4 separate regions of the Mus musculus genome follow, and regions 2, 3 and 4 are each linked to region 1. A link is a loop called in an ENCODE intact Hi-C map of the cell type or tissue named here. Cell type or tissue: heart. All regions are shown on one strand. Region 1 overlaps Pakap (paralemmin A kinase anchor protein). Region 2 holds the start of Gm26138 (a small nuclear RNA gene). Region 3 overlaps Pakap (paralemmin A kinase anchor protein). Region 4 overlaps Pakap (paralemmin A kinase anchor protein).

Region 1 (8,000 bases):
GCCCAGAGTGTTGTTTAAAGTGCTCCAACAGCTGAGAGGTGTCACAAAAGAAAAATGTTCACCTAGTTTGTAGTGAAAGAAATCTCACCTCTCCCTAAGACACAGCAAAACCCCTGTGGAAGGCTGCCTACCACGGAGGGCCATCTGTCCTGGACAAAGTAGGGCTTTCACAAGCAGGTGACATTTATTCCTCCAGGTTGTTTCATCCATGGGAGTGGGAGCTGTTTATTTTCACTAAAAGGCTGCTAAAACACATCTAGGAGCTAGTTGTAAAATGCTCAGCTTAGCCAAGGTATGCTACAAAAAGATTGCACCATGCATCAGATCTCGGGACAGAGACTTATGGGGGGGGGTGCTCACATACACACATTAAATAATACCAAAAATAAGTTTAAGCATGGTTACTGCTTCAATATTTTGAAAAGTAACATAAAAGTTTTCTAATATAATATCAGCGTGTATTGAACAAGTTTTATCCTGGCAATGTTACTAGCATTTTAGTTTTTTGGTTTTTTGTTTTTGTTTTTTGTTTTTTTTTTTTTGTTTTTTTTTTTCTATAGAATGCTATAAACTTGAAAATTAAATAGAACATGGACATTGCTTTGGAAAATAAATAATTCATCATTTAACTCAATTCTAATGATGAAGCAAATCTCAATCTCTCTCTCTTTGAGACAGGGTTTCTCTGTGTAGCTGTAGCCTTGACTATCCTGGAACTCACTCTGTAGACCAGAACTCACAGACCAATCTCTTCCCTCAGCCTCACAAATGCTGAGATTTAAGGTGTGGGCCACCACTGCTCAGTAATGAAACAAATTTCCTTAGTAACTTTTATGCTTACTCTAGTTTAGGCATGTACGAGGAGAGGGAGATGATGAAATACTTGCCAAGTTGGGGTCTGTATAGAACATCACCTCTGCTTTGATTTTGGAGGCCTTCTTTGTCTAGTCTGTGGGCTGTGAAATAAATACCTCCCCAAGCATACTTCTTGCAGGGAGCATTCTCATGTGATACTGATGTATTCAAAATAGTTCGGGATGTAGGGCACCCAATGTCTTTCTTTTTCTTTTTCTGTTTTCCTTCTCTTCCCTTCCTTTCCCTTCCCTTTCTTTCCTTTCCCTTCCCTTCCCTTCCCTCCCCTCCCCTCCCCTCCCCTCCCCTCCCCTCCCCTCCCCTCCCCTCCCCTCCCCTCCCCTCCCCTCCCCTCCCCTCCCCTCCCCTCTCTTCTCTTCTCTTCTCTTCTCTCTCTCTTTCCCAAGACAGAGTTTCTCCGTGTAGCCCTGGCTGTGCTGGAACTCACTCTGTAGACCAGGCTGGCCTCGAACTCAGAAATCTGCCTGCCTCTGCCTCCCAAGTGCTGGGATTAGAGGCATGCGCCACCACTGCCCAGCATTCTTTTCTTTTTTGAGAGAAGATCTCACACTGTAGCTCAGGTTAGCTCAGAACACACCAGATTATAGCCCAGGATAGCCCAGAACTCTCCAAGTTGATGTCTAAGTGATAGCAGGGTCTCTGCCTTTGGCTCTCAAGGGCTGAGATTATAGACTAGGGAGGGAGAAAGAAGAAAGGAGGGAGGTGAAGGAAGAGGGAAAGAAGACAGCAAGGGAGGTAAGTTGATGCTAGCCAATAATAAATACTACTGAAATCTAATAGTATCTAAAAATACGAAAAAACCAATGGTGAAAGGCAGGCGCAGTGGCCTCTTCAGACCAGCCAGGACTATAGAGCAAGAGGAGTCTGTCTCAAAAGAGCCCAAGCAAAGCAAAGCAAAGCAAAGCAAAGCAAAGCAAAGCAAAGCAAAGCAAAGCAAAGCAAAGCAAAGCAAAGCAAAGCAAAGCAAAGCAAAACAAAACGGCATACTAGACAATCTCTAAATGCTAAGGGAAAGGCAGAATGAGAGTCAGGAAAGTCTGTTTGGTTTCAGACCCCGGGGACAAGGGACTGAAATATTTTTATATTTTACATACCAAGGCAGACCTGGCTTCCAGGTTCTCCCAGCATCCCTCAGTCCCTAACGGGCATACCCTGCCCCCAACCCTGAACTTTCCAGTCCAGGGGCTGGGCTGCTCTTCCCCCAGAGGCTCTTCCCTATATAATCCAGATGTTTTAGTCTCTCCTCTTCTCTACCCCCTTCTCTCTCCCTCCACTATCCTCCCTTCCCCCATGGTGACTTCCCTGGCCTTGGTCCTTGAGACCAGTCAAGAGCAGCTTCCCATTAATCCTGACTTTAATATAATCTAATCTGGTTTAAATTGGCTCTGTTCATCGGCAACGGAGAAGTAACCTATCCAATTCTCCCTGGAAGACTTTACGGGCTTCCCCAAGTCAGCGTTGGGGAAGTGTTCAAGCAGGAGAAAGCCCTTCTCAGAGGTGGTCTGGTTCCCTGGCCCGTAAGTGAAGACGCTTTTAGGGAAATCCCAGTCTGATTTCACTTCCCTAACCTGGGGAGGTCCCAGATTTCCAATACAAAGGAAGTTAGGGAAATGAAATCCGGCTGGGACTTGGACTTTTCTCCCGCTGTGTTTGTCATTCAAACAGATTTTAAGAAGTTGAGCCCCGGGCCTTGTGATTGTGGGCGGAGGAGGGGATGGCTAGGGCGAACTGGAAAAGCCCCAGGGACTATAAAGGAGTCAGACTTGGGAGGTTGTGGATCACCGGGAAAGCGCTTCCCTGGTGAACAGCTGAATCTGACTCCGCTTGATGTGATTTTTCCTCTGCAGAAAACTTGCCCTAAAGCTGAGTAAGACGCACAATAGCTTGCTTTTTGAAAATGCTGTTTTCTGTCTGGGCCATTTATGGGTATATTGGTGTCCTCTCTAAGGACTTCTAGACTGCTCGGTTTTCCAAAGGTCATTAACATTATTTAAATATTCATCGCGGGGGAGGGGACGACAGACTGAAATTTCAGACCTCTCTGAAATGAGGGATGGCTGGCCACCTGCCTAATGGAGTCAAACCCTGAGCCTCAGCTGCTCCCTTCCCCAACTCTGGCATTGTTAACAGACACGCTTTGACACCAGAAGCCACCGACCGACCGCTGCACAGCCACAGCAGCCTGAAAGATGTACAAACCAAAGATTTTCCAGAATATCTCTCTACCTGCATCTCAGCCTTTGGACCACATTAAACTCTTATTATAGCTAAGAAACACTTCCCAGCCAATCCCTCTATGTTCGCTCTAACCAAGGGCCAGTCAGGGCTTTCTCCCACACATACTTCCACACGCACTCATACACATACACACACACACACACACACACACACACACACACACACACACACACACATATATATATATATATATATATATATATATATATATATATATATATATATGTATATATATATATATATATGTATATACATGCGGCAACGCCTTCACAGACACCCACCCATGCACTAACTCAGACACGCGGCGCCCTCCCCAGTTAGGAAACATTCTCTTGCCACCTCTCCCATCACTTCGGTTTCTCCATTCATTCATGCAGGCATACATACATACATGCATTCATTCACCATTTCTTAGGGCTCATGTTCTGTTCCAGCTACCAAGAGGAGGTATGGGTGGATGGGGAGGAGCAATGAAAACGGAGGGCGGACCACCGGCCTGGAGTGGGGCGGGCCCGGATGGGTGGGCGGGGCTCCCGGGTGCCAGGCGAGCCCAGAGGCTGCTGCTCTTGGCAGATGCGCTGGCCCCAGGTTGGGGCTGTGCCGCGCCTTTCCCTGGACGTTGGGAGCAGCAGGCGGCAGCCGCACCACGCTGGAGCGGAGCCGGAGTACTGCGCCCTCGGAACTGGCGCCTAGAGGTGGGTGTTCAAGTTGGGGCGTGGCGGTTCGGAACTCGGGCTAGAGCGCTCTCCGGCACTGGGAAAAGGTGGATTGTGAGGGTCTTCAAGTCTGTGTCTAGTGGATCCTGTCTGGGAAGCTATTCGAGCTAGAAAGGTCCTTATGCCTTTGAATTTTTTAGGTTTAGGGCATGGCCGGGCTTATTCAATACTTACATATGCTTTAAAAAATAAACAGCCCCACCTTCCGCCGAGATATACAGGAAAAACGGTGAAATCAAATGTGGCTGTGCAAAAGAGCCAGTAGAGGTAGACGAAGCCACCGAGGTCAGTTAGCCAAAAACTCCTGCCTGCTGGGGTGGCAGTGCTGGCGGCATCTTTAGAAGTCTATAGCTTTGCAAGGAAACTGAGGCCTAGGGTGCTCAGCCGGAGCACTTTTGGACTGGAGTCTAGGCTGCTGAACTTCTTAGCTGATGGAGGAAGCAACGGTTCTGAAGGTCAGGAAGGTTGGAGGGTGGGGGCTCGAGGTGAGCAGGATCGTCTGTCCTGAGGCTCGGCATTGAGGAGTTCGAACTGGGGTTTCATCTCCAGTGAAGCCCGGTTGAGAATCTGCGAATACTTTGAGGGGAATTTTAGGAGCAGGTCGCAGAGGAAAGTGCCACCTTTAAAGTCCGTAGAGGAGGCACGCTGGCAAAGATAAGAGCGGAGAGACTCTGGCAGCCCTGGGAAATTCTAGAGAAAGCCAGTGGATTAGAAGAGACCGAAACGAAGCCCGTGAGAACGGGAACCCTCACTGGAGAGCAGTGGCGCAGGTGGCCGGATGAGAGCGGGTGAGGGTCGGAGCAGCCAGTGATGAGCCAACCGGGCTGGGCTAGCAGCTGGGTCGCCGAGCTACACAGCACAGATGAACACACTACTACTCACTAGGCCCGACAATCCATCATCCCAAGCATGTGTGAAAAGGATGACAGTGGGTTCTCTCCTCAGACCCGGTAGCGTTTGTCCCCAGAGATTGCATACTGGGGACTTTGACAAATCAGCACCTTCCCCCGTGTCCATTCCAAGCCCAGTGGCTATAATCCAGCAAATTTACTACTGGCGTTTGCCTTTGAAAAATTGATTTTATGTGCCGTATTGTATCTTTTGAGTCCATGAACAAGTTTTACTTCTCTCTGGAAGCTCTTTTTGTCTCAGCGCGTGCTCACAGGCGCCTGGAGGCTGAAGAGATATATATGCTATGCACCTGCCATCAACACGCCTGGGGAACCGGCTTGCCTTTGCTCTGAATTCACTTAAGCATCACTCTTGCCTTCCTGGCAGCATTTCCATTTTAACCAAACATCCTTTCTTTCTCTAAGTCTGGCGGCATTCCCGGTTTTGACCAACTAGATTTTATAGTATTATGGGAAGGAATTGATTACTTTTAACACAGATGTTCATGTTCTGATTCTACTGCTTGCTCTCCACTCTGTTTTTGATCCTTTTCTTTAAAAGAGGGGGGGGGGAGGGAGGGAGAGAGAGAGAGAAAATGAGAATCCTCTCCCTTGGAAGGGGGAACCTCAAGAGTCCTGTGGAACATGTCCCCACTCCCACCCCGAGTTAGCCGTGGCCCAGGAGCACCTGTCTAGGTCTCCATCTCTGCCCCAGTCAGAGTTCTGCACCATGGAGTTCTGTCTGGTTTCTGGGATGCTGAGGTGCAATCACGAACAGCTTGGCTGGTCTTTGAGTAGGACAAACATTTTGAAATCCCCATTATCTCATAGCTCTGGCATGACAGTTGGCGGTGTTTTCTGCCTGCGGAGTGCGGAGTGGTGTTGTCAGAATTCATTTAACTTTCATAAGTGGTTTGTTCTGACCCAGTAGCCCGAGGATCTCCAGTGAGTAAGGTGAAGCAGGCTGTCTTAACTTACTGATCAAATGACCCGGGCTGGTTGTTGTATTTCTCTAACATTCAATATTTTATTATAGGGCTAACCCATTAGCACTGTGGACCTTCTAGTTGTTGCTGATGTTGTGTGCTATCCTCATAGAGTCAGTGGGCTTTTGTAGGGAATACTGGCTCAGGCCTGTCCTCTCAGTATAGTAGAAGCAGAAACAGGAGGCTTGCCAAAGGACTTTGAGTTCCAGGTCAGCCTGAGCTACAGAATTGACCCTATCTTGGGGAGGGGGGCGGGGCGTATGCCTTTAATGACAACACTCAGAAGTAGATAGATTTCTGTGAGGATGAGGGCAGCCTGCTTTACATAGTGAGTCTCAGGTCAGCCAGGGCGACAGAGAGAGAGACCCTGTCTCAAAAAGTCGCCAACCACACATTTTTTAAAATGAAAATTAATGGGCTCTTAAAATACTCATGGCCCAGATTTCTATCACAGTTGTCATTAGTCACCTCTGCTTACTAGGGTAATGAGAAGTTTAAATAAAGGTGAAATTGAATTTGGATGAAGGTTGGGTTAAGAGATTTTTAATAGTTGGAACAGGAGCATTGCTGTTTGCTGTCTGGTTCCTTGCTTGAAATACATTTCCACATATTACAATGTTAGCAGAACTGATGCTGTGACCCCAGTCGGCTCCTAGAATGACTGTTTCTTTGATGTGAAAAACAAGAGTCACCGATGTGATTAGATAACTGGATGGGTTCTGTGCCAGCCACTGGTACTTGGAAGAGACTGCTTAATGTATGTATGGAGTTCAACAATTTTAGTAAGTTTTGATAGGAAATGTTTTGTTTATGCTTACAAACCCAACACCCAAAGGCAGATTTTCTATAAAGCGAAAGCAAGCAAGAAAGAGAGGGTTTTTAAAAAAGATGCCTAACGACATCCTGTGTGCTCATAGTTTATTGCTCAGCAGTCTACAAAGATGCTTCCTTCTGCAGCAGATGGGAGCAGATACAATGACCCTCAGCCAGACATTAAGCAGAGAGTGAAATCTTGGAACACTCAGCCCTAAATGGGATGTCTCTACCAAATTCCTTCCCTCAGAGATAGGGAACTCGAAGAAAGAGGAGAGAGAAAGAGTGTAATGTCTCCAGAGAGGATGGAGGACATCAAGAATGTAGAGCCCTCTAAATTAACACGAGCAAAGCTCGTAGGAACGCCCAAAGACTGAAGCAGCATGCACCGGGCCTGCACCAGGGCCCATGCGCTTATACGTAGTTCAATGTTTTTATGAGATTCTTGAATGTGTCAGCAAGTGGGTCTGATACCTGTGCCTTCTTTTGGGCTCTTTTCCCTCTGTTGGTTTATGTTGTCCAACTTCAATGTGGTAGTCTTTGTTTTATCTTATTGTATTTTATTTTGTTATTATTTTTAATGAATGAATGAATGAATGAAAACCTAGCCACTAGCATAAAGATTAACAACCGAATTGTCTTTTATACATGAAGAGTGATTTTGTTTTATTTTAGAATTTTGAGATAGAATCTTGGAAGCCTTCCCTGGGTCACTGGAGTCCTGGCATTACAGAATTTTTTGTTTTGTTTTGTTTTATTGTTTTTTAAGGTGCCAGTAACTGTCCTGTCTCTCATTCACTTCCCTCGTTTGCACTGATAGAGAAGATGACTGTGGAGATTTTCTGAGCCCGGTGCCTGCCTCTGGTGCCTGTCCTTTTCACTTGGTGGTGTGTGCTTTGTCTGGCGTCTTGTCCCCTCCTCTCCCACTTACTCTTCAAGTCACTGTCCTGGTGCTGGCTCTGCATTGACTCTGACACTCACTCTCTCTCACTCTCTCTCTCTTTCTCTCTTCCTTCCTTCCTTCCTTCCTTCCTTCCTTCCTTTCTCTCTCTCTCTTCCTTCCTTCCTTCCTTTCCCTCTTTCTCTCTCTTCCTTTCTCTCTCTCTTTCTTTCTTAATCTTTTTATTGATTTTTTTGTGTGAATTTCATACTGTGCACCCTCATCCCACTCATCACCCCTTCCCTTTGTATCCACATCTCCCCGCCCCACCCTTGCAAGTCCCCTTCCCACACGCAAAGAAAATAAAATAAGATAGAATAAACAAAAAACAAAAGTCTCTTGTCATGGAAACTGTAGTGTGTCACACATGTGTCATGAATGTGTCACGTATGTGTCACCCTTTCTTACACATCTTTACTTTCACTTTGAGTAGCCACAAATCTTGAAATCTTGGCTTTAAGTTCACTCACTGACCCACAGTGCGATCGATGGATTGATATGCAGATGGTGCTCTCTTTTCCAAAGGACCACAGGAGACTCAGGG
Region 2 (8,000 bases), 98 kb after region 1:
TCAATTTTGGAGAAGGTCCCGTGAGGTGCTGAGAAGAAGGTATATCCTTTTGTTTTAGGATAAAATGTTCTGTAGATATCTGTCAGGTCCATTTGTTTCATAACTTCTGTTAGTTTCACTGTGTCCCTGTTTAGTTTCTGTTTCCACGATCTGTCCTTTGAAGAAAGTGGTGTGTTGAAGTCTCCCACTATTATTGTGTGAGGTGCAATGTATGCTTTGAGCTTTACTAAAGTGTCTCTAATGAATGTGGCTGCCCTTGCATTTGGTGTGTAGATATTCAGAATTGAGAGTTCCTCTTGGAGGATTTTACCTTTGATGAGTATGAAGTGTCCCTCCTTGTCTTTTTTGATAACTTTGGGTTGGAAGTCGATTTTATCCGATATTAAAATGGCTACTCCAGCTTGTTTCTTCAGTCCATTTGCTTGGAAAATTGTTTTCCAGCCTTTCACTCTGAGGTAGTGTCTGTCTTTTTCCCTGAGATGGGTTTCCTGTAAGCAGCAGAATGTTGGGTCCTGTTTGTGTAGCCAGTCTGTAAAAATATGGAATGCTTCACGAATTTGCGTGTCATCCTTGCACAGGGGCCATGCTAATCTTCTCTGTATCGTTCCAATTTTAGTATATGTGCTGCCGAAGCGAGCACCAAAACATTTTATTTTTACCAAAAACAAACAAAAGAACAGTAATCAAAAACCATGAACAAGTTATAATAAAAAGGAAAATTTTAATTTTAAAAAGTCTCTGTGTGAAAAAGTAAAGATAAAAATTTTAAATTAATAATATAGCTAAATTTATTTCTTAAAAAATAAGCATAGGGCCAGCAAGATGACTCAGCTGGTAAAATCGTTCCACACCCATGTAGTCACACATGCACGCACACACAAAAGTAAAGGGTTTCTTTCTTTCTTTTTTCTTCTTCACATTTTGGTACATCTTATTTGTTAGGGACCATCACAGACATAAAAAGTAATGTTGTGGGCTAGCAAGATGGCTCAGTGGGTAAGAGCACTGACTGCTCTTCTGAAGGTCCTGAGTTCAAATCCCAGCAACCACATCATGGCTACAACCACCTGTAATGAGATCTGACACCCTCTTCTGGTGTGTGTGAAGACAGCAATAGTGCACTTATTTATAATAATAAATAAATCTTTCAAAAAAAAAAGTAATTTTGCTACAGTGAGCTCCCAGCTTCCCGGTCTTAAGTCCTGGTTCAACAGCTGGGTGAGTTTTAGAATGCTTCATCTGTCCCTTTCTTCCCCTCAAAGCAAATCTCCCAAGGAACATTTAAGATGTGTCGCTTTAAAACACGGACATTTTCTCACCTAACCCGGTTCCCCACTGTAGCTTCCTGATCACTTCTGAGTGTCACTTAACTACTAGTTGGTGCATATGCGAGTCCTCATGAAGACATGATCAAAACAACTCCTATAAAGAAAACATTTAAAACAGTTTCAGAAGTGTAATCCATTATCATAATGGCAGGAAGCATGCCTGCCTGCAGATAGATGCTAGAGCAGTAGCTAAGAGCTACATCCTGATTCACAGGCAGAGAGAGAGAGACAGAGAGAGACAGAGAGAGACAGAGAGAGACAGAGAGACAGAGAGAGACAAAGACAGAGAGACATAGACAGAGAGACAGTGAGAGAGAGAGAGAGAGAGAGAGAGAGTCAGAGAAACTGAGAGACTGAGAGAGACATTCTGGGCTTGGCATGGGCCTTTGAAACCTCAAAGCCCACCCCCAGTGATACACTTCCTCCAACAAGGACATACCTCTTAATCTTTCTAATTCCTTCAAATAGTACCACTCCTTGGTGAGTAAGGATCCAAATATGTGAGCTTATGTGAGCAATTCTTGTTCAAACTACCACACATACACATATTTATTGTGTGTGGGTGTATAGGTGGGTGTGAGTGTGCACATGCCTTGATGCACATGTAGAGGTCAGAGAGCAATTTGCAGGAGTCAGTTATCCCCTTACACTATATAGGTCCCAGACATTGAACTGAGGCCATTGGGTTTGGCAGCAAATACTTTTATGCTCTGAGCCACCTTGCTGGCCCTCACACACCTTTCTAAAAAACCTATTGTTTGACAAGTTTGTTTATGTAATGCTATTGATTTGTTTGTAGCACTGAAGATTATTTCATATAGCCAGGGTAATAGAGATCACCCTAGCCGTGTGGGGCTGCCTGCCCTCAATTACCCCCAAAATGTGAGGCTCAAATTTACTCCATTATTTTAGACAGGACTATGTTTATGAAATAAGTTGAAGATGTTTCCTTTTGTCTACTGGGAAATGCAGGCTGATTTTTGTCCTGTTGGTTTCTTTGTGACAGTTGCATAATGTTACACGGTACCTGTTCCATACTTTATATGTGTCAACCCCAGTCTTCAGCCTAAACCAACAGAAGCCCACCCTGAGCTCTGCCTGGCATGGTCTGCTCTTGCTTCCCAGGGATGCAGGCGTTCTGTGAGATGGCCCTCTCTCCAGTCCAGGGCGCGTCTGGATAGCAGGATGCTAATCACTGAATAGGGAGGCCATTTTCAGGTACTTGATCATTCACCCAGTGAAGAGACAAATTCAAGAAGAGCAAAGTTTGATGGGCCAACCTGGGATGAAAGCTAAGGATACGGGAGCCATGAGATGCACACAACACCCAGGATACTCCACAGTTTGCAGATTCTTCTAATACACGTCCCCTAGGTCATAGAACTTGTAGGGCCCTCGTGAGGACATAGATTGATGTGACTCACTATTCAGACATATGCATTTCATTCTTTTTGTTTTTGTTTTTGTTTTTTTGAGACAGGGTTTCTCTGTGTAGCCTTGGCTGTCCTGGAACTCACTTTGTAGACCAGGCTGGCCCCGAACTCAGAGATCCACCTGCCTCTGCCTCCCAAGTGCTGGGATTAAAGGTGTGCGCCACCACGCCCAGCCACATTTCATTCTTATAATGACCCCATGAACTGCTGTGTTGGGGAAATACCACACGTTTCCCATAATCCTATGAGAAGTCTTTGACTCTGAACTCAGGACCCTGAGGAAGGAGTCAGGTGTGGAACAGTTCCCATTCTTCAGCTTTCCAGTGACTTGTGTGATTCCTAAGATGGGGCATGGAGTTCTAAGACATGACTTGTACCATACTGTAGGGAGGATGCTTGGTGGTCTTAAGGCCCAGGATAGAGAGCTGACCAAGTTAGCAAGTTTGTAGAACAGAACCAGTTTCTCCTTTGTCTCTGAGGCCTGCGACCTTCCTTCCTTGGGGTTGAATATCCAAAGTCTCTTCTGCCACCAATCACCTCTTTGGAGGCTCCTCCTCCAGCCCAGCTAAGACAGCCTTGCTTTCTGCGACCTCTACTGGCCGTCGCTGGCATTACTTTCTGTTCTAGGTTTTCCATAGGTTTTCTTCTGTTAGGCAGGCATTGTCTTTTTCTAATGGCCTACTTGCTTCTCTATGGGAACTTTCTCATTCCATCATATTGGAATTGGCCAAAATTCCGAACTAACTCTGACTATTGTTCTCAGATGTGATGCTGGCTGGAATCAGCATTGGGCTTTCATGATCCGAGCCATAATTATCCACTCTGTCTAGCCATCATGCATGTAAGAATTAAATGTCATGAGGGTCGTGAAGGACTTGCCGTAAGAACAACCTTAGGATCATTCCAGAGCATTGAGTCCTGCAGTCTGAATCCCAGAGTTTGTTTGTGTATGTTTGTGTTTTTTCACTTGCGTTTGACTACAGAATCACTCTGTAATCCAGGCTGGTATGGAATTTATTGTGTAGCACAGGCTGCTTTGAACTCATGATGATGCTCCTGCCTCTGACTTCCAAGTGTTGGGAGGGGACCTCTTTCCTGGGATTCTCTGGTGGTGGGGGAGTGTTGATCCCAGTGTTTTCTAAAGTGGTTGTATGCATTCTATAATAAACATATTGGCTTATTAAGTACATACTGACTCTTACCTTGTCCCTTATTCTGCTGGGATCCAGGAGTCAGGACAGATAGAAACCCCACTGTGACAGGTTCCTCACTGAAATGAGTGAAAAGGATTTATAGACGATTGGAATGATCTGTGTCTTCCTGTGATTTTTTACAGTTTACAGATGACAGTCACTTCAGTATCCAGAGATGATAAACAGTATAGTAAGAAAACGGCTTTCACAGACCTTAAAATAAAGTCTTATTTGGCAAAGACATCAGTGTGAAAACCAGAAGCTAAGTGTAGACAGTTTACTCTGCTTCCTAGACATTTACTGTTGGAAGAAGGGTTGATGGGAGATGGTCTGGACATTTGAGAGGGTGGCCAGCAACAGTCACCAACCTGACAGTGTGTGAAACAACGTTTCTGGCTTTCCAGACTTGCACAGATCGTATGTAGAATGCCCAAGGGATTACACAGTCTCACCCCACGGTTGTATTATTTCTTCAGATTCCGGTCAAATAGCAGCTACAGTCATTGGATGCTTTCTGTTCTGGATATTAACCTTTACCAGTGTTAACTTAGTCTTTATAGCAACTATGTAATATTAAGAGTAAGGAACTGGCCCAGAGCTATTTGACTGATGGCTGGTAAGTAGTGGGTTCAAACTCCAGCATACTGGCTCTAGACTCGAGATCTAGAGCATGCATGCTTACCACTCTCATGTACTGTTTCTCAAAGTTTCATTTAAAAGACCATTGTGAGTCTGGGGTTGTGGCCCAGTTGGTAGAGGCTTGCCTGGCATACATGAGGCCCAGAGTTTGGTCCCCAGTACAACCTAAAGTTAGATATAGTGGCATATGCCTATATTTCCAGCATTCAAGGAGAGTATAAGCTCAAGATTATCTTTAGCTACATACTGAGTTCAAGGCCAGCATAGGCTACAGAAGACTATTTCAAACTTCCCACCTCCTCTTCAACTCTGCTCTCTCTGTGTAGATCTGGCTGTCCTGGAACTCACAGAAATCTGTCTACCTCTGTCGCTGACTCCCAAGTGCTAGGATTAAAGATGTATAAGAAAACTGTTCACTATTGCTCCATCTCAGAGATGCAATTGAGTCTCTGTAGCACTAAAATCCACCCACGCATGCCTTGATGATCTAGAAGTGAAGGCTGGGGATTTACCACCTGTGAGAAGTGGGTCTCTAGGAGCTAAGGGCTCTGTTGGTAGAGCGCTTGCTTGGATTCAGTCACCAGCAAGGCATAAAGCAGGCATCGTGGCTGAGCTTGTAACCCTAGCGCCTGGGAGGAAGAAGCAGAAGTGAGTTTTGAAGTCAGTCTGGGCTATGTGAGTTCAAGGCCATCCTTCACATCGTGAGATACTGTCTTAAGAAACATGAATCTCCAAGGTGCCAACTCCTCTTGACAGCCTACTGTTGTGATCTGTGAATGAACACGTGTCCCTGTATATTTGGAACCAGTGTCTATCTGCCTGGCATATGTTCGAAGGATGCTGAGTATGCCTAGAGGCCCCACACCATTGCTCAAATCTCCCCACCTGGCAACTCTTGAGGGGCGATCTCAAGAGCTCAATCTTACCTTTCCACCTCTATTGTCACTCATTCCAGAAAGTCTAGGACCTTAGCAAAAGGTCTTTGGGACTCTAGCAGGTAAGATAAATGAAAGAAGTTAGCTAATTAAGCCTGGTGTCTCCTGAGAAGCTGGAGTCTTATTCTCATTCAAAGACTTCTCTATACCAGGGCAGGTCAACTAGTAATTGATTACCCCTGATGCAGGGGGCAAAGGATGCTGGGAGTGCTGGGGACAAACTTTGGCTCAAGTGGCCTTTGTAGATTCTCAGCTTCCTTACCTGTGAGAAGTTGGTTTCTACAGTGCTACAACCTCTGACAGCTTTATGATACTATCTGAGAGAATTCGTCTCCACAATCTTGGAGCTAATGTCTGTCTGTCTGTCTGTCTTTCTGCCTGCCTGCCTGACATGTTGCAAAGTGCCTGCCATTCCCATTTGAGTGAACTTTAGCTCTGGTGTCACTGTGGTGTGTGTTGAACAGGTTTGCACTTCGTTCTCTTAATGAAACCCTTTGACTTAACCATGACTCCGCTCTGCTCTTGAGTTTGCAAGTGTGTGCGAGTGCCCGAGAGACAGTTTTTTTTTTTTCTTCCTTCTACAAGCAGTGCCTGCTGAGCAGATGAGCTTAGAAAGGGTGTTCTCTTCGTGTTGTTTCAGGGAAAATAGAGAAAGTCAAACCTCCTCCATCCCCCACAACTGAAGGTCCCAGCTTACAGCCTGACTTAGCCCCTGAAGAGGCTGCCGGAACCCAGCGGCCCAAGAACCTGATGCAGACCCTCATGGAAGACTATGAGACCCACAAATCTAAAAGGCGCGAGAGAATGGATGATAGTAGTGTAAGTTTTTCCTCCTTTCCTTTCTCTTTTCTGAAGGTGACCTTGAGTGTGGCATGCCTGTATCTTGGATGTGTGTGCAATTTATCTGCTTCTCTTGCTTGCCTCATGATTCTGAAACCTATTTTCAAATGAGTGGTTTAATGTGCCTCGGGGACTAAGTATCTATCATCAAGAGCTGGTTGTTTGGTGGCTAAGCCAAGCTTGAGGTGGTGGGCGAGGCTGGTCCATGAGATGGTGGGGTGGAGGAAGATGATGTGCCTGGGCAATACATCGAAGAAGGATGCAGTCTCTCTGGATGTGCTCTCAGGCTTCAAAAGCTGCATTGTGATCTATCCTCGTATATGTCGCACACTGCTCAAGAGACTAGGTCTGTTTGGGGTTCTTTGTGTGTGTAGTTGGACAGGAAAGAGACATTTTAAATGACTGCTAAAAACCACACAACTACCCCTCTCCCTTCAACCTTCCCAACTCTGTACATGTTGGATGTGTGCCCTATGAAAGGAAGTCATCTGCACTGTGGTTTCCTTGTCCAGTAAGAGATTTAAGAGGTCTTTCTGAAGGGTTCCCCACAAGCCTAGGAGGGGCAGCCCCAGGTTATGTATAAACACCCTAGAGTCTCAATCTTATATCTTTCACCAAAGTACTCCTCCCACCCCCGGAAACCCCCCCCTCCTCCATTATACTGAGGTCACAAGTAGCTTGGATTGATAAACCACCTAGTGTCTACCTGTTGACCTGTGTGTTTATGAACAACATCCCCTTTCACTCTTCCAAGTTTGGATGAGCTATGCAGTTACCCTCAACTTGAATGCTCTGAGGTTCACAGTAGGAAGTCCCTGCCAACTCAATGACTTTCATCTCCTGGCTGGATAATCCCAAGTTAGAGAGTTTCCGGGATGAATGCCAGATGCTGAAGGCCCCTTTTCAGCTAGAGGGATAAAGAAGAGATACACACACACACACACACACACACACACACACACACACACACACCCCTCTTCTTAATCACGAAGGAATATCTCTGCTGTGAGGCCAAGAGGCTCCTCTGTGGATGGAGCCCTGGCTTAGGTAGCAGCTGCAGACAGTTCTACCGCATTTCACTGGACAGGTGCCAGCAGCTTACTGTCTACTCAACCATGTTAGCAGCCCCTTTGGGTGTAGAGTCCTTCTTTAGGTGTTTTTAGTTGCCGACTGAAGTGCAGTCTTAGAAGCATATGGTTTCTTCCCTCCACCTGATTCAACAGTGTACAGCAGCAGCTTTGCTGACCATGAGCTGAAGAGCCCTGGGCCATTCAGTCATGACCCACGTAAACGCTTTCTCAGTGCATTCTGTGTTGATTGTGTGTGCTTTTTTTTGCACTGGAGTGCTGATGTTAAGTGGAGGAAAGTGATCCCCAGGCCTGGTGCACAGGCCTGTAACCCCAGACATTGGAAATGGGAAGTAGGAAGATAACATGGTCAGGGTCTGCCTGGGACATAGTGGAAAGAGGTACTTATGTCACAGGCAGAACACTAGACCCCCCACCCGCACCCCTTTCTGGTAAACTCTGATACTCAGGAACCCACATCAGGTGCCAATGGGGCCCAGTTTTCTCCAATTGCTAATGGCTTCCTGTCTCTATCTCACCCAAGTAAAGGAACATGTTGGCTAAG
Region 3 (8,000 bases), 64 kb after region 1:
GCATCCTTGCCTCACAGTGGTTTGGAAGTCCTCCTCGTCCCTCATTCTTTGTTTTCTTTCCTCTTGCCCAGGCTGCCCCCGGGGTTCCTGGGCTCAGGGAATCCTCCTGCTTCAGCCTCCTGAGTGTCTGGAACCCCATGACCAGTATTGGTCCCTCATGCTTAAGCAGACCAGTGACGTTCCTCAGTGTGAGTCTCCTATCTCATCTTACATAAGACTGCTAAGTGGCGTCTGAAGTGCCTTTCAGCTACACAGCAGAACATTCCAGTTATTCCGAAGGCTCCAAGAGTTCCCCCCGGAGCTCTGGTATCACTAAGCGGGGCTTTAGGAAATTCCTTGGTATGTCCAAGTGTAGAAATGTCATTTAGATGTCATAAATATTTGTCAAAGGAAGCCTCCCTGACACTTTGTGCCCAGGAGGGTCCTGAGAGGTCCCTGGGGAACCCTGCTTGCAATCCATTGGGCTATTTATTCTGTCACCAGAACAGATTGCTCTCAGACTGACCCCAGATCAGCTGGCCTCTCGGGACGTGTAATATCCTTCATGTCCCTTTCCCTGCCCAGTTTACTGTAAACCTGATGTTCTTTGTCTCTCTCACTAAAGAAAATGAGTTCATCACGGTGTGGTGTTGACTTGACCCAGGATTCTGACTCACTTTCCAGGCAGCCAGAGCTTTAGCTAGGCCCTGAATTTTTTTTTTTTTCCAGGTCATCCTGAAGTTCCAGGGAATGAGATGTGTAGGACCTGGAAGCAGGGTTTGGAGCCAGTGGGTGTCCTCAGAGAGTGGGCACTGCTCCAGGATACTTACGTGGTTCTAGAATCTGATTCTGACAGAACAAGCCAGGGAACCAGATGCATTTGGGTCAGGCACCTCTACCCAAAGCAAATATTGCTCTTTTCTTGGTCAGCTATGGAGTGGTTGTTAGGTCTCAAACCTAGGACAGATGGCTAGCTGGGGTGTGCCTATTAACATATCAAAGCTGACTCTGGCTGCCAGGTGGTCTCAGCATCCCTGAGTCCCTACCTGTTACAGGGTCCTTCTGCTTGGTATACCCTACCTCCTCCCCTGAACTCTCCAGCCCCAGCTCTTCTGGCACCTATTTAACTCAGCCATTTTGGCTACACCACTCTCTTGGCCTCCTGCTCTCTTGGTTTCTGGTTCTTCTCTTGGTTTTCTGGCTTTCCCACTCTTCACTCCCCACTTAGCCCTCTCCTCTCATGGCCCAGCTCAGTCTGCCGGCAAGGTCCAGCTGGACTCTTCTAGATGTCTCTGCCTCTCTTATATCCATATCTTATATCTCGTGTATCTATAATAAAAACCTAAACCTCTTAGGAGCAGTCATGTCTTCTATCTATCTATCTATCTATCTATCTATCTATCTATCTATCTATCTACCTACCTACCTATCTGTCTATCTGTCATTTTTATTCAGTGGTGAGGCCACTTCACCCAGGATTCTGTAAACTATCATATACCCAGTTAAAATGCATTGTACTAATACCAGCTACGTGGGAGGCTGAGGCAGGAGAATCACAAGTTCAAGACCAGCATAGTCTGCAGAGCGAGCTCAGTCAGTTTTGAGTAATTTAGTGAGGTGCTGTAACAAATTTTAAAATAACAGTCACAATAATGGAAGGGTTAAGGAGGAACTCCTGGGTAGAACACTTGCCTAGCACGTGCAAGGCCCTGGGTCCTATTCTTAGCACCACAAAATCAAATGAATCAGTAAGTAATTATATAGAAACCTTTAAACATAGAAAGTGCTTGTGGGATAGCATGGAACGTTAGAAGTTGACTATCACATTGCATACTGGTTGGTTTTTGTTAACTTGACACCAAACTTAGGTTCCTGTCTTGAGTTCTTGCTCTGACTTTTCTTAGAGACGGAATTTGTTTTTGTTTTTTGTTTTTAAGGATTTATTTATTTATTTTATGTGAGTGCACTGTCACTCCCCTCAGACACACCAGAAGAGGGTGTTGGGTCCCATTACAGATTGTGAGCCAACATGTGGTTGCTGGGAATTGAACTCAGGACCTCTGGAATAGCAGTCGGTGCTCTTAACCACTGGGCCACCTCTCCAGTCCAGAGATGGAGTTTTGAGTTGTAATAAACCCTTCCCTCCCCAAGTTGTTTTTTTTTGTTTGTTTGGTTGGTTGGTTGGCTGGGTTTTTTTGGTCATAGTATTTTATTGCAGCACTAGACACCCTAACCAGGACACATTCATTGCATATACATACACTGTCTGGGCTCAGCTACATTAAATATTCATTTCTGTTACCTCTTTTTTTCTTTGAGTTTTGCTATACAGATGTCCCATGTTTAGCTTTAGGTGGCACATATCTTTAACTTCAACCTGAGGGAGGAGAGGCAGGGGGATTTCACTGATTCGAAACCACTTTTGTCTATATAGTGGACCAGCCAGGATTACCCAGTGAGATCTTGTGTAAAAGAATAAAAAAGGCAGTCATTTGTTTAGAATCCTTGAGGTTTTTACAGACTCAGTAGCGAGCGCCAGCCCATATCTGAGTTTTAAAGAAGCCCCAATAACAGGTCACATCGGCACCTACAAGGCTCTTGCTCTTTCCCTGCCTAGCCCTGGAGCCTGACCAAGGCCGCTAGCATTGCCTCAGGCAGGAAAGCAACTGCCCTCCCATCCTGGGCCGACTAGGGAGGGGCCAGGCTCCTCTGAAGGGGACTAAAGTCCTTCTTGGTGTGAATGGCCTTTTAGGGAACAGAGGGAGGGCCCGCGGTGACATCACAGTCTCCAGTCCCGAGACTCCTAAGGAATTTGTCCCGGCTGAGCCAGTGTGAGCACTGGAATCTGTCTAGAGAAAGAGGCGATTCTGACTGCGGACTCCCGGAGGTGCGTGCACTGGGCTTTTGCTCTGGGTAGGGTAAGACACATCTGATGACCAGTTGGTCTCATGGTCCTTTGCTTTCTGTTCTGAAAGGAGAAAGTTCTCTCAAGGCCAGAGCCTCCTCTGAGGAGGGAGTCAGGGTCTGGATTTATTGCAGAGAGTTGGAGGCCTCTCCTGTTGCGTGGTGGGCAGCTGAGCACTTACTACGGCTCTCTTTTTTTTTTTTTCTTACTGTGAATCTTGTCAAGCTCCCAGCCTTGGTGCTAAGAGGCAGAGGAAATACTGCAGATACAGACCGAAGCTGCGTGTGTGACAGAAAATGCCTTAAAGACACTGTCTGAGTCTGTGAGAATTTGCATGTCCCTTTTGCACTTCAGAAAGCTGCCTAGGCGGGACCCAGGGACTCTGGTAACTTGTTCTCTAGTTGTCTTGTATCTGTTCAAAGAGCTCCCTGATGAATTCTACAGTGGGCTAACGGTTTCCATGGTGTGGAGCTCACGGCATTCAATAGGCGACTTGGGGCTTTGTTCCTGGATGTGCCGTGGCATGTCAGGATACCCTCCTCAGGCTCATCTCTGTGCACAGAAAGTTAGACTTCCCTACTCCGGGCACAGTTTTCTTTTCTCTGAGTTCCACTGTAGTCTCAACTTTTCTTCCTGTCATCATGACCCTAGGCTAGGCAGGAACCCAGAGTTCGGAACTACCTAAGAGCAAGAGAGCTGCAGCGAAGTTGGGAAGAACTTAAATTAGGTTTGTTTGTGCCTGCTGAATTTATTCCTCAGAAAGTCCTTTTGCTTTACTCCAGGGTATGGGGACTTCCTTCCAAGCAGCCTTAGTGAGAAGGCTCGAGAGAACCTTATTCTCTCATTCATGGGAATCTTGAGCTAACAGCCAGTCTCGGGTGTTCCTCTAGGGAACCTCCAAAGGTTCTCAGAAAGAAGGGACCCTTAGCTCAGCAAGGAAGTGCACACCTATCACCCAAGCACATATAAGCTGAGGCCAGATAGCAGGTTAGAGGCTGGACTGAGCTAGACAGAGTGAGACCCTGTCTCCAAAGAAGAGAGGGGAGAAAAAGAAAGAAATAGCAGCTTTTTAAGCAAGGGACTCAGCCAAGCAACAACTTCTTTCCTTCCTTTCGGCCCTGCCCACTCCTCCTCACTCGACACACACACACACACACACACACACACACACACACACACACACACACACACACACACTGTCTCCAGTTTCTTTCAGAGAAAGCCCCAGCTGTAAATGTGTTAAACATCACCTTAACATTTTCCAGATGTCAGATATGCAGCGCGGCAAAGTGAGCCTGGTCTTCCAGCCTGGCTAGAAGTGGAAGGGTCGGTCGTTATTAACAGGAAAAGCTTGTGGTCCAGAAACTCCCTTACCCTAAAAGTTCTTCATTCGAATGTGAGCCAAGACACAGGTGACTTTGTTCCCTGTCCACGCCTTCTAGAAGTGTTTTTATCCAGTCTTAGAGCCCCCCTTGAGGCACGCACCAAACCTACTATGCTCTGCTCAGGCCAAGCCCACCGAAGCTCTCAGGGGGAAAAAAAAAAGTTTGGGACTATTCAATGGGGCTGGAACTCCTTGCCACCAAAGGGTTGGAGTTTCATGTTAAGAACCGAGCCCCACCCCGCCCCAGGTCACTCTAAGCAGTGATGGTTTCCTGGCAAGATGTCTCAGGGAGGACAGAAGCTCAGGCATTGTTAGTATCAGCCCCTTTCAGGGGTCAAAGCCATGACTTGAGCTTTCCTGGTCTATATTTAGCCTGCAGCTGCCTGAGAAAGGTTTGGGGTCTGTAGTCTGGCTGCCTGCCTTCCTTCAGCTGGGAGCTGGAAGAGCTGACCTCCGTCAGGAGTGGTTTGTCTCGGTTTCCCACAGTCAACACTAGGACCGGCCGGAAGCCTCTCTGCAGGGAGGTGGAAGAGGAAAGGCCATTCAGGCCTGGAATGCGGCCCCTCTGCTGTACTTCCCTGAAGTAGAATTAACAAAGAAAGCCAGTATTTCTGTTCTGTGCCTTCGAGGGAGGGTGAACTGGGCTGCCCAGTCCTAGCGTAAACTGTACTCTACCATCTGCAAACACACTGGGGCGCAGGAGCTGCAAGCTACCTGCTCGGGACCTTGCAGGGGCTCAGCTTTCTTTATGAACTCTTTGAGGCCAGCATCATTGCCCTTAGAAGGCTGTGCAAAGCTTCCTGGGGTTGCTAAGGTCTCATTACCATTGCCTTGGGCCTCTTGTTCTTATCATGTGATTGGGGACCCCATCTCCCTGAAGCTATCAGATCCCTTTTTGGGAGAGTTGGCCATCCTCCTTCAGAGCTGTGGGGACAACAAGCCTCAAGCAAAGATATGTCACCCTGGGGGAGTCTCAGGCTTGACTTCTGGAATGGCAGCAGTTTAATGAGATAATACTTAAGCTCTTCAGCTGCTGTCCCCATCAGACCCCACTGTTTTCCTCTGTGTAGACAGTCTCTCAAAGGTCTGTCTGCCTCCTCTAGGGCTGGTGATGCCGCTGGTAAGGGGTCCTAGGCCACAGCAATAGCCAGGTTGTGTCAGCCTGAATTGACATTTTGTGGTGGAGGCACCTGAGTTCAGAAAGTTAAAAAGAGTCCAGAAACAACCATCCTAGAGGGTAGCCACGCATGGCCTGAAGAGCCAGTTCTTTGCTATGTAGCAACTGTGCCCTGCTTACTAAACATGTGACTTATGCAAGCCAGGGAGGGCTAAGAAAAGGGACAGCGATGTCCTTTGATTTCCCAGCTATGAGGAAGTTTTATTCTCTAACCATGCCTCTGATCCTAGGCCAGCAGTGAGTGCATATTTTTGATGGAACTTAAAAATAACTGGATTAAAGGATCAGGTCACCTATTACCTGGGGAAAAGCATTTCTAATTTAACTATAGTAGCTGCAACAGGAAGTAATCTGGGTTATTCAGAACTGAGAAACCTGGCCATGCAGCCCACACCTGGCTTGATCAATTTGGGTCATGCTGCACTGAGGCTAGGAGCATGGGAGGTGATGGCGGGCCAGACACTTATCAAGAGGGGACGTAAATACCTGTGGGCAGTAAGAAAATGGTGTCATCATGAACAGAGCAGACATGTGAAGTGTTGGAATTTAAACAACTACTCCTTAAAAAAAATGACGTACTCTTTTCATTTTATGTGTATTTGTGTATTGCATGTTTTGTGTGTGTGTGTGTGTGTAGTAGCCCTTGCAGCCAGAAGAGGGTGTTGTATCCCCTGAAACTGGACTTCTAGATGTCTGTGAGCTGGAGACCCAACTAGGTCCTCTCTGTAAAAATGACAATGTTCTCAACTGCCTAGCTGTCTTTCCAGCCCTTCTTTTTTTAGTATTTAATTTTTTACTCATGTGTATATGGAGAAGGTCTTGTGCATGGGAGTACAGATGTCCCAGGAGCCCAGAAGAGGGTGTTGGTTTCTCTGGAGCTGGGGTTACAAGTAGTTATGAGCCTCTTGGCATAGGTGCAAGGAACTCAACTCAAGTTCTCTGAAAGAGCAGTATACACTCTTACCAATGAGCCATTTTTCCAACCCCTCCTCCTTCTCTGGAGAGGTTTATTTCGGCCCGGGCTTTGAAAGGATCTCGTCTATCTTGATGGCAGGATCGACTTTATTATTTACAGCATCCTGGGTCTGAAGTTGCCCGATTATTTCTGGGCATATGACGCAGAGTAAAGGGCTAGAAAAATGGCTCAGAGGTTAAGAGCACTTGTTGCTCTTGCAGAGGACCTGGGCTTGGTACCCAGAGCCTATATGGGAGTTCACAACCATCCCTGAGTCCATTGCTAGGGCACCCAAGGCTTTTTTTTTTTTTTTTTTTAAAGCTTTTCCAGCACTTCATGTACATAGAGCACATATATACTGAAGGCAAACACTCATACACATAAAATAAATACATCTTCCTCCTCCTCTTCTTCCTTTTCCTTCCCTTCTCCTCCTCCTCCTTTTCCTCCTCCTCCTCCTCCTCCTCCTCCTCCTCTTCCTCCTCCTCCTCCTCCTCCTCAGAAGCAGAGCACAAAGAAAGATGAGTGTGGATGCCCATCTGGCTTTTCGTCATTTTTAACAGAATCATCAATTTTTCTTGTCCTTGTTGTGAAGCACATCTTTCTGGTGTGACCTGATGAGGAAAGATACTTCTAGTTCTTCTGGTATTGATTGGTGTGCTCAGCTGCAGGCCCAGACAGAAAGAGCGTGCTGCCATCCACTGGTCCAGCTGGTCTAGGGTCAGCTACCATCTTTTATGGGAACTAGGCAGGCTTCTAGAATCGTTTGTGTGCCGTTGACTGTGGTATGGGTAGGAGTTGTGGTTATCTTATCCTTAGGAAGCTGTCAGCAGGGGCAGAGACTCTAGTTTAGAGCCCAAAGTGCAGACGCCCAGACTGCAGTGTTGCATCTCCATCTGGAGGGCCCAGCACACAGTGCTCCGCAGCAGAAGCAGCAGAAGCAGCAGAAGCTACCTCTCCAGGGAGTCTGCCTTCGCCCCAGTCTGGATAAGGAAGGAAGACACTGACTTAAGGCTAAAGTATGAGTCTAATTTGACCGAAGGAGGTTCAAGTTAGCAAGGATCAAGGGCAAAGGAAGACACTCTCTCAGCCTGCCATCCGTTCTTCATGACCTTTCCCATGTTGTTCTGGAAGCTTCCTGTCATATTTTGGAAGAAGACCTTCTGACACATTGCGATACAATGAAGAGCGGTGACATTTATGACTAGCCAGTTGTGATCTTAGGGGAAAAGTCTCCTCTGTTTCTCTAAGCCTCTTAATTCCAAAGTCATGAAATAGTAAAATCTGTCTTTCCTCCAACCTCTAACAGAGAGGCCTTGGTCTTCCGGGTGTCAGCTGAGAGCTCACATGGGGATAGCTGAGGCTCGTCAGGACCAAAGGCTGATGCGAATTCAGTGGGATGTGGCACTGAGTGTGCCCACAGAACGGGCACTGAGTGTGCCCCTAGCACAGACAGACTTGCTGTAGTGCCTGGTTTGTGCCGACATTTCCACGGCTATGTAAGTACTGAGGACTGGTGGGCTGCATCTCATACGAGTGATCCTTGCACAGCTTTTCTGTGTACCAGGCACCCACCGGGAGCTTTCTGTGTGCTGTATTC
Region 4 (8,000 bases), 78 kb after region 1:
AGGGTACTTCAGCAAGTATTCAGAGGCAGCTGAGCTGAGAAGCACAGCCTCCCTCCTGGCGACTCAAGAGTCTGATGTCATGGTTGGGCCCTTCAAACTGAGGTCAAGGAAGCAGCGGACTTTGTCCATGATCGAAGAAGAGATCCGGGCAGCCCAGGAAAGGGAGGAGGAGCTAAAGCGGCAGAGACAAGTGAGGCAAAGCACCCCAAGCCCCAGGGCCAAGAACGCCCCATCGCTGCCTTCTAGGACCACCTGCTACAAGACTGCTCCAGGTGAGTAGCAGCTACATCCTGCATCCAGGTGTCTGGGAAAGTGACTCCGTTCACGGTTCCATGCGGAGCCTCCGCTATGCTTTTGGCAAGAGGAGTTCGACAGCAGAGGTGTTAGGGTGTCGTCTGGGTCATGGTTGCTGTTCTCAGTGGATATGAGGGCTCCTTGCCTCTCAGTCAGCCTTGTCTTGATTTATTTATTGTACAAGCTTCCTCCCTTCACCCCTCGGAGGGCTGCATCTTGGCCAAGTGAGGCACAGACCTTGGCAGAGTGGGGCTGTTGTGCTTTCTGTGTCTTCAGATCAGTAACTGGACCTTCAAAAGCTATAGTTAAATTAAACCCATCAAATTTGGGGGATGTGTTGTGTTCTACTAACCCCTTTCAGGGTGCCGGCTTTCTTCCTAGCCGGGATGGTCTTAACTCAGGGTTGCAGGCTGCAGATACTCTGTCCATTTTCCTTTCAGTTGGGTTTGACTTCCTTTATGTGATCACAAACCAGTTACACTCATGTGATGATAGACCATCTTTATGGTTGGGATCCCTTGAGATAACTACCCGGTGCAATCATCGCCATCTTGGATTCTAAGTCTGCTCTGTGATGTTCGCACCATGAGACTGCCTAGCAGTGCCTTCCTCAGATGTTATCTTAGAATGTTTCCCCAACCTCAGCCTATACATGTGTCTGCTCTGGACATTTCCATTCATTCTTGTCCATTTCGAAAAGTGAAGCTACTACAGGCAGAAGGGCCATATTGAATCTCCTTCTATTGTCTGGGCAGCCCCTTTCTTGAATTGTGGGTATAGACGGCAATGCCGTGAATGCCACTGTGGCTAACAGTGTGACCAGAAGCTTTTGTTTCCCGTGTGGATATGATAGCACCTGGGGCTCTGTTCATCTTGTCTCAGAGATGAGCTCCTCAGAGTGGGCTCAGAACTGGGCCATGCATTGTATTGTTCACACCGAGATAAGTGCGGGCTTTAGAAGAAAGCATTGTAGGTAGAACATTGGATATCATCCTGAAACCCAAGTGTGGGATCATGTGTTTTACTGTAGACTCGTGGGGAAGCTGATCCTTCATCAAAGATAATTTAAGAAGCATTACCGTAAAGGGTAACCATCACTGTTTAACTTGGTTCATTTACATATTAATCCCTTCATGTTGACCCTTGACCTCCATCAAATCTACAATGGCACAGACTCATTCTTTATTATTAACTTTTAAGATTCGAGATAATCGCAAGCCTAAAGAAAAGCTCTCGAGGACAGTGTGTTTCTATTCTAGACTGCTTGAGAATCACTGGGCACCGTGATGCTCTACTGCCTGAGTTTTATAACACACCCCTCACATTGGGTCTTTGGGATGCTTTTGTGTGATTACATCTCACTTTTGCTAGGGGAAAGCACAGCCAAATTGATGCTGCGTCCTCACAGTGTCTAAGCAAGTAGCACGTGGTATTAGCTCGTTCTGGGATAGACAGATCTTAGTTTTGACCATTCAATATCAACTTCCGATCACTTGATTAAGGAGTGTTTGAAAGGCTTCTCACAGAGAAGCTACATTTTCCTTTTGAAATGAATACATATTTTGTTTAGACACACCTGACTCTGGACTCTTTATCCCACTCCTTATCAGACTGGAAGTCTAGGATTTCTTTATATCAATATGGTCTCATGGAATCCCATTACATTCAATAACTAGTTTTCATTCGTCTTGTTATTTTTATCCTCATTTTATTTAGTCATGGTATGAAAATCCCTTCCAGATCTCTTTTGTGTCTTTTTGAGAAGCAGTTCTTTCAGCATTTCCCTCTGCTTTGTTATTGCATGGTGTTCTATTTTAGCTCGTACTTATCAGTCTTATCTCCAAAGAGCAAAGAGCGGTTATTCTCTTACAGTGGAATGGGATGTATACATCAAGATCAGCATGTGCGTCAATGTTGGATTGTCCACTAAGGCAGGCTTAACGAACATATTTGGAGATTAAGCATATCTACATTTATGTCTATCTTATCTATGTTTTTCTATCTATCTATCTATCTATCTATCTATCTATCTATCTATCTATCTATCTATCTATCTATCTATCTATGAAATCAAGAGTTCATGCAGAGATCTTTTCCAAAAGTTAGTGGCATGGGAGTGGTGAAAGGAGAGGGAGACTGTGAGTGTCCATGTCATGGTGTGGACTTGGAGGTCAGCAGACACCTTTTAGGAATCAGTTCTCACCTTCCATCTTGTTGAGCAGGCTCTTGTCTCTGCACCTGTGCTGTGTAGCCCAGGCTAGCCAATCTTCAGACTTCTCTGTAATTCTCCCATCTCTGCCTCCAGTCTCTCACTGTGGGGGTGCTGGGAATACAGATGTGCACCAACCATCTAGCTTTTCCCTGAGGTTCTTGGGAGTCAAGCTCAGACTGTCAGGGGTGCATGGTAAGCAATTCTACTCAGTCGGGGATCTTTTAATTCTGCTTTAATAGACTTATTCACATTTGTCATAAAAATTTCTTCCCTGGGGAGACAATTTTCACCCCATCTTTATAAACTCCCAAAGTCAAACCAAAGTATATTTTTTCCAAAGGTCATCCTAGGGGACCATTGAGCTTATTGAACTTATTTATAGAGCACTGGTAAAGGATTGCTTACAGGAGTGTATTGACCCCAAAGCTTTAAGTCTTTACCTAGCTTGGATGATGGCTTCCCCGTAGCTGCATAAATGTAGCTTCCCCCATTGGTTAACCTTCCCTAGTCTATGTGTTCTAGAGACCCCTGAGACCTGGAGGCTGTGTGCAGAATTACATAGATTGTGGCTGGGAGGGGCAAGAGAGAGTACTGGGAATCTCGGGTAAGGGTCCAGGGACCCTCCCCCATCTGCGCTTCCTATGAGGGAACAGACATGCTGGTGATGGTCTTATGTAAGCAGGTGCAGCTTGTCTGATGCAGATGGCGGCAGTTTTGCTCAGAGGCCAGTGTTCTAGGAAACGCTCCTGCCCTTTCCATATTTGCAGCTTACTCCTTGATATCCTCAGTGTGGTATTTGTTTGGCCCTTCTACCCACACCATTTAACCAAGCTCCTATTTTCTTCATTAAATTATGAACCAGTATTCATTTCTAGATGATCGCCTCCCCTTCCTGCATTCCATTTACCTCTGTCACTGCTGTCCCTTGTCCACCTTGCTCTGACTCCACAGTCCTCCATAGGCCACTGCGTTCTCCTCCCAGGCCCTCTGCTGGCATCATGGTTTTTAGCCCCAGCTAATGACTCTTGGACCGAGCTGTTCAGGAAGGAAAGGGAAGGGTGGGCTGTGGAGGAGGAAGAGCTCGGAGACTTCCTCGATGGGTTTTTAATGCCTTCGGGTCACAGGCCAGAGCCAGCTAAGTGCTTAAGGCAAGAAAACTATCAGGGAAAGTTTTCTCCAGTGGTTAGCCACAAGAACTTGGCTTTCCCCAACAAGTCTTACTGGTCCAGTTCTCCTTGGAATTGTTTTGGCTGGAGCTGGTTTGGCACGGAGATGGAGGTTAAGCATCCTGTCCTGGAGAAAAGTCTTTGTACCATGTGATTGCAGCCCCAGCTTGGGAGCTACTGCACAGGCCAGTGATGGTGCTCCCCAGAAGTTGGAAGCCTAACTGATGGAGAAACATTCTGTGAGCTTCTTGGCTCCTGCTTGCATGGAAGCCATGGTTTGCCTGCGTCAACTGCATTACTTCATTGTGGAACCTTCTGGAAGTCCATGTAGCTGATGGGCAAATTGGACTATTTGATTCACTATGACAAAATACTTGGGGCTGAGTCATTTATAAACAATAGAAATTATTGAAATTTCTCGGAGTTGTAGAGATTGGGATGTCCAAGATTAAGGTCCCAGCAAGGACCCATATCCTAGATTATAGAGGGAACCCCTTCTTGATGTACTCATGTGGTGGGAAGGCAACTAAATAGATCCCTGTGTCTTCTTTCATAATGACATTAATACTATCCATGTTGCCTCTGACCCCATGGTCTGATCACCTTCCCAAAGTCCCCCCTAATAGCATACAATCGTAACTACATTTCAATGTATCTGTGAGGTTCCCGGAACACCAGACCATAGCAGGGGGTATTTCGAATTCTCCACTCAGTCTCTTAATGGAATCCGTCCCCATATTGCTCCAGCTTTACTTCTGCCATGTAAACAATTGTTAGGTGTAAGGAGATGCTGCTGCCTAGTCTGGTTCCCCCAGCTGGTGTGCCTGTCAGGCTTCCTGCCTCCCCTACAAGGATTGAATTTACTGTACAAGATGCCCGAGTGCCAGGGTTGGCTCACTGACCTCCAGTTACCCGGTCCCAGCGACCTTAGAACCTAACCTCCCACTTTAGGAATGTGAATCTCCCTCCCTGTGTCTTAGTCACACTGTGCTCGTTTTCATCCTTGTAAGAAGACATTAACTGCTTGATGCTTCTCTAATCACAGCATTCAGGAGGCAAGAGGCAGGCAGATCCAGTTCGAGACCAGCCTGGTTCACATAGTGAGTTTCAGGATAGCCAAGGCTATGCTATGTGTAGAGAGATATTGTCTTGAAAAACCAAACCAAACCAAACCAAACCAAACCAAACCAAACCAAATCACCACCACCACCCCCCCCAAAAAAAAAGAAGAAAGAAAGAAAGAAAGAAAGAAAGAAAGAAAGAAAGAAAGAAAGAGAAATAATCTGAGTTTATGTTCTGTCCTGGTTTTCTTATTACGTTGAACACAGTCATAGTCATAGTGTGATGTGGACAGACTCCACTCCTTCGTATTTACATTCAGAATATGTAGAAAAGATACAATGTGGGGTGTCCTAGGATCGCAGCATGGAGAGAGGAACCAAAATTAAAGTGAATACAAATTCAGGCTTCTTTCTTTCCGAGCCTGGAAACCTCTGGAGTGTTGCTTGGCCAGCCGGCCTCTTACTTAGTTTGCGATCCCGGAGGAAGTTTGACACATTACTCCGGCAATTTGTGGGTTGGAACTTCTGGCTCCAACATGGGTCTCATGAATGAAATATTGCTAGGGTTTCCTCTGCACCGCTTCATGTTTCCTGCCAGAAGTGACTCAGTAGGTTTTGTGTGATTCAGATCAGATTAATGATATTAGGTGATGAAAGATAATGTCTGAGCTCCTTATCTAGTAGAAATCATGCTGGCCACATGCTGGATCCTAAACAGTAAGCAGACAAAGTCTGCTGAGAGCGAGGGTGCTGTGACCTAAAAACCCCCATTCCCTGGATATTGAAAAGACATTTGGATGGTGTTCCTCACTCCCTCCTTTTACAAGAGTGGGGTGAAGGCCCATAATTCCTGCCTGGGGGGCTGAGGGAGGGGGTGTTCGAAGCCCGTCTAGGCTAGAGTTAGCTGGGAGCCAGTTTAGGCAACTTGACAAGATTCTTTCTCAAAATAAAATAAGAGGGAAAGAGCTGGAAGAGTTCAACAGTAGAGCACTAGCCTAGCATGCGCAAGTGGGTTCAATCCCTAGTGTTTCAAAAAGGAGAGAAAGAAAGGGGGAAAAGAAGTCCCTTGACAGATTTATGAGCCGAATTAATGGGAAACACATATATTAGGGTAAAATTCCCTTGAGAGAATGGGGTTGGGGGGTTACCCAAACATCCTTTTAAACTCACGTGAGAATTACGAACTTAATTAAGAGCTTCCCAGTCTTTGCATATTGTGGACACCAGCAGACACTTCTCAGTGTGTGTATCTATTGTTAGGAACTCGAGTTTCACTTCCAGGCCAAGTCCAGCTGGCTGTGTGAAGTAGCATAAGCTTTGTGTGGAAGGTCCCACAGGTGGTTGGTGTCCACCGCTGTTTCCGGAACATTCTTTGCTGATGTAAATCTAAGCCATGCTAGCTGAAACTTAACACAAGACCTTAAAGCTGTGTATAGTACTAGCTACTTCATGGGTTCCCATTTGTCACCTACTCCTTCCAAAAGCCCTTCAAAATAATGGTCAAAATGATAGGAACACATGAGGCTATGTGCACAGATGCCTACACACAAACATGCACATACATGAGTGCGTACACACACACACAAACTTTTTTTTTTGAGACAAAGTTTTACTCTATAGCCCAGGCATCACTGGATCTACCTACCTGTCTATCTATCTATCTATCTATCTATCTATCTATCTATCTATCTACCTATCATCTATCTATCTCTATCTATCCCTCCATTTATCCATTCATCTATCCATGTATCTATGTAGCTTTTGCAAAGGAAAACCATATTGCCATTCTCCTGAGAATTAGACTCCCAGCTATCCTCTGTGACAAGCCTGTGTATGGTAATGACTTTCAGAAAAAGCAAAGCATCTCACTTCAATTCATATCATATCATATCATATCATATCATATCATATCAATTCTCTCTCTCTCTCTCTCTCTCTCCCTCTCTCTCTCTCTCTCTCTCTCTCTCTCTCTCTGTGTGTGTGTGTGTGTGTGTGTGTGTGTGTCTGTGTGTGTGTGTGTGTTTCTGGGGGAAGGGGGGCTGCAGAAGTGTAGCAAAGCTACCCTGGTAATCTGCATGGCTCCTTGATGTTTTAATGCCTCAGTTACAAATAAGCTAAATTGCTGGTACTTGCCAAATATTTAGGCTAAGGGGGTGTACTGGGTAGTTTTGTGTCAACTTGACACAGCTGGAGTTATCACAGAGAAAGGAGCTTCAGTTAAGGAAATGCCTCCATGAGATCCAACTGTAAGGCATTTTCTCAATTAGTGATCAAGGGAGGAGGTCCCCTTGTGGATGGGACCATCTCTGGGCTGGTAGTCTTGGGTTCTGTAAGAGAGCAGGCTGAGCAAGCCAGGGGAGGCAAGCCAGTAAAGACCATCCCTCAATGGCCTCTGTATCAGCTCCTGCACCTTGCCCTGCTTGAGATGCAGTCCAGACTTCCTTTGGTGATGAACAGCAGAGTGGAAGTGTAAGCTGAATAAACCCTTTCCTCCCCAATTTGCTTCTTGGTCATGTAGGAATAGAAACCCTGACTAAGACAAATTGGTACCAGCAGAGTGGGGTATTCCTGTGACAACCTGACCATGTTTTGGGGAGGACTGTGGAAGGACTTGGAACTTTGGGCTAGAAGATCCATTTGGTGTTAAGAGCTCTGTCACCTGTTGTGTAGGAGCTTGGAAGATAATGTTGAGAACAGTGCAGAAGATGGAGGCCTGGCTTGTGAAATTTCAGAGGGAAAATTAAAGACTCTTTTAAGGGCCAGTGCTATTTTGGAGTTTGATTATTCTGTGGTTCTGGTTAGCTGGGCTGGAGAATCAGCTGTGATTAACAAGATACCAGAACTACTAAAGCAAAACCTATGCAGTACTGGGACTATTGATACTGGTTAGCTGGAGCTAAGAAAATTAGCGGTGATTAAGAAGAGACCAGCATCGTTGAGGTGACATCTTCTGGGAAGTGTTTTCTGAAAGCACAAAGAGGCTGTGTTCCAGAGATAGCCAAGGTTGTACTCTTGCTGCAGCAGGACTTGGTAATATGTAAGGGTCACCCAGGTGGTACTGGTTTTGAAGGCATGAAGGGGTCATGCAGAGCAGCTGAGGCTCAGCACTGTGAGAGGCCATGGAAGGCCATTGGTGAAGGTGCAGCCTCAGTTGCAATTGATGGCCCAGGACTACAGGGGTCATGCAGTGTTTTAGAGTTGCCAGTACCATGAGATGACCACCAAGAGCAGCAGCAGTGGAGGAGCCCAGAAGATCGTGAGTTGGAT

The links. Peaks named below come from ENCODE experiments on the same cell type or tissue, not always from the same donor. Only the 100,000 strongest peaks of a DNase experiment are listed, where the experiment ranks them.
Region 2: a loop joins it to region 1, with 3 times the contacts of the local background. A loop is called at or near these places in 12 of 42 quality-filtered maps.
Region 3: a loop joins it to region 1, with 2.6 times the contacts of the local background. A loop is called at or near these places in 7 of 42 quality-filtered maps.
Region 4: a loop joins it to region 1, with 2.4 times the contacts of the local background. A loop is called at or near these places in 5 of 42 quality-filtered maps.

The regions. Positions count from the first base shown.
Region 1 is chr4:57,778,517-57,786,516 of GRCm38, forward strand. All of the region lies in intron 7 of Pakap (paralemmin A kinase anchor protein), which reads left to right. Among named protein-coding and RNA genes, the nearest start is that of Gm35099, 27 kb to the left of the region's middle. In heart, a CTCF peak has its summit at 3,741; DNase peaks (open chromatin) are centred at 2,615, 3,695, 4,715 and 5,555; H3K4me3 peaks cover 2,447 bases; H3K27ac peaks cover 1,842 bases.
Region 2 is chr4:57,876,856-57,884,855 of GRCm38, forward strand. Pakap (paralemmin A kinase anchor protein) reads left to right here. Exons shown (of 11, transcript NM_001384150.1): 9 at 6,169-6,347. It overlaps Gm26138 (a small nuclear RNA gene), which reads right to left and starts at 640; the gene lies at 534-640. In heart, no CTCF peak of the experiment used is centred here; DNase peaks (open chromatin) are centred at 3,356 and 7,406; H3K27ac peaks cover 545 bases.
Region 3 is chr4:57,842,441-57,850,440 of GRCm38, forward strand. All of the region lies in intron 7 of Pakap (paralemmin A kinase anchor protein), which reads left to right. Among named protein-coding and RNA genes, the nearest start is that of Gm26138, 31 kb to the right of the region's middle. RefSeq lists an enhancer at 3,121-5,327. In heart, CTCF peaks have their summits at 4,846 and 7,300; DNase peaks (open chromatin) are centred at 481, 2,721 and 4,631; H3K4me3 peaks cover 3,144 bases; H3K27ac peaks cover 5,266 bases.
Region 4 is chr4:57,856,766-57,864,765 of GRCm38, forward strand. Pakap (paralemmin A kinase anchor protein) reads left to right here. Exons shown (of 11, transcript NM_001384150.1): 8 at 1-272. Among named protein-coding and RNA genes, the nearest start is that of Gm26138, 17 kb to the right of the region's middle. In heart, a CTCF peak has its summit at 3,489 (motif pointing left); DNase peaks (open chromatin) are centred at 3,796, 5,256 and 6,046; H3K27ac peaks cover 137 bases.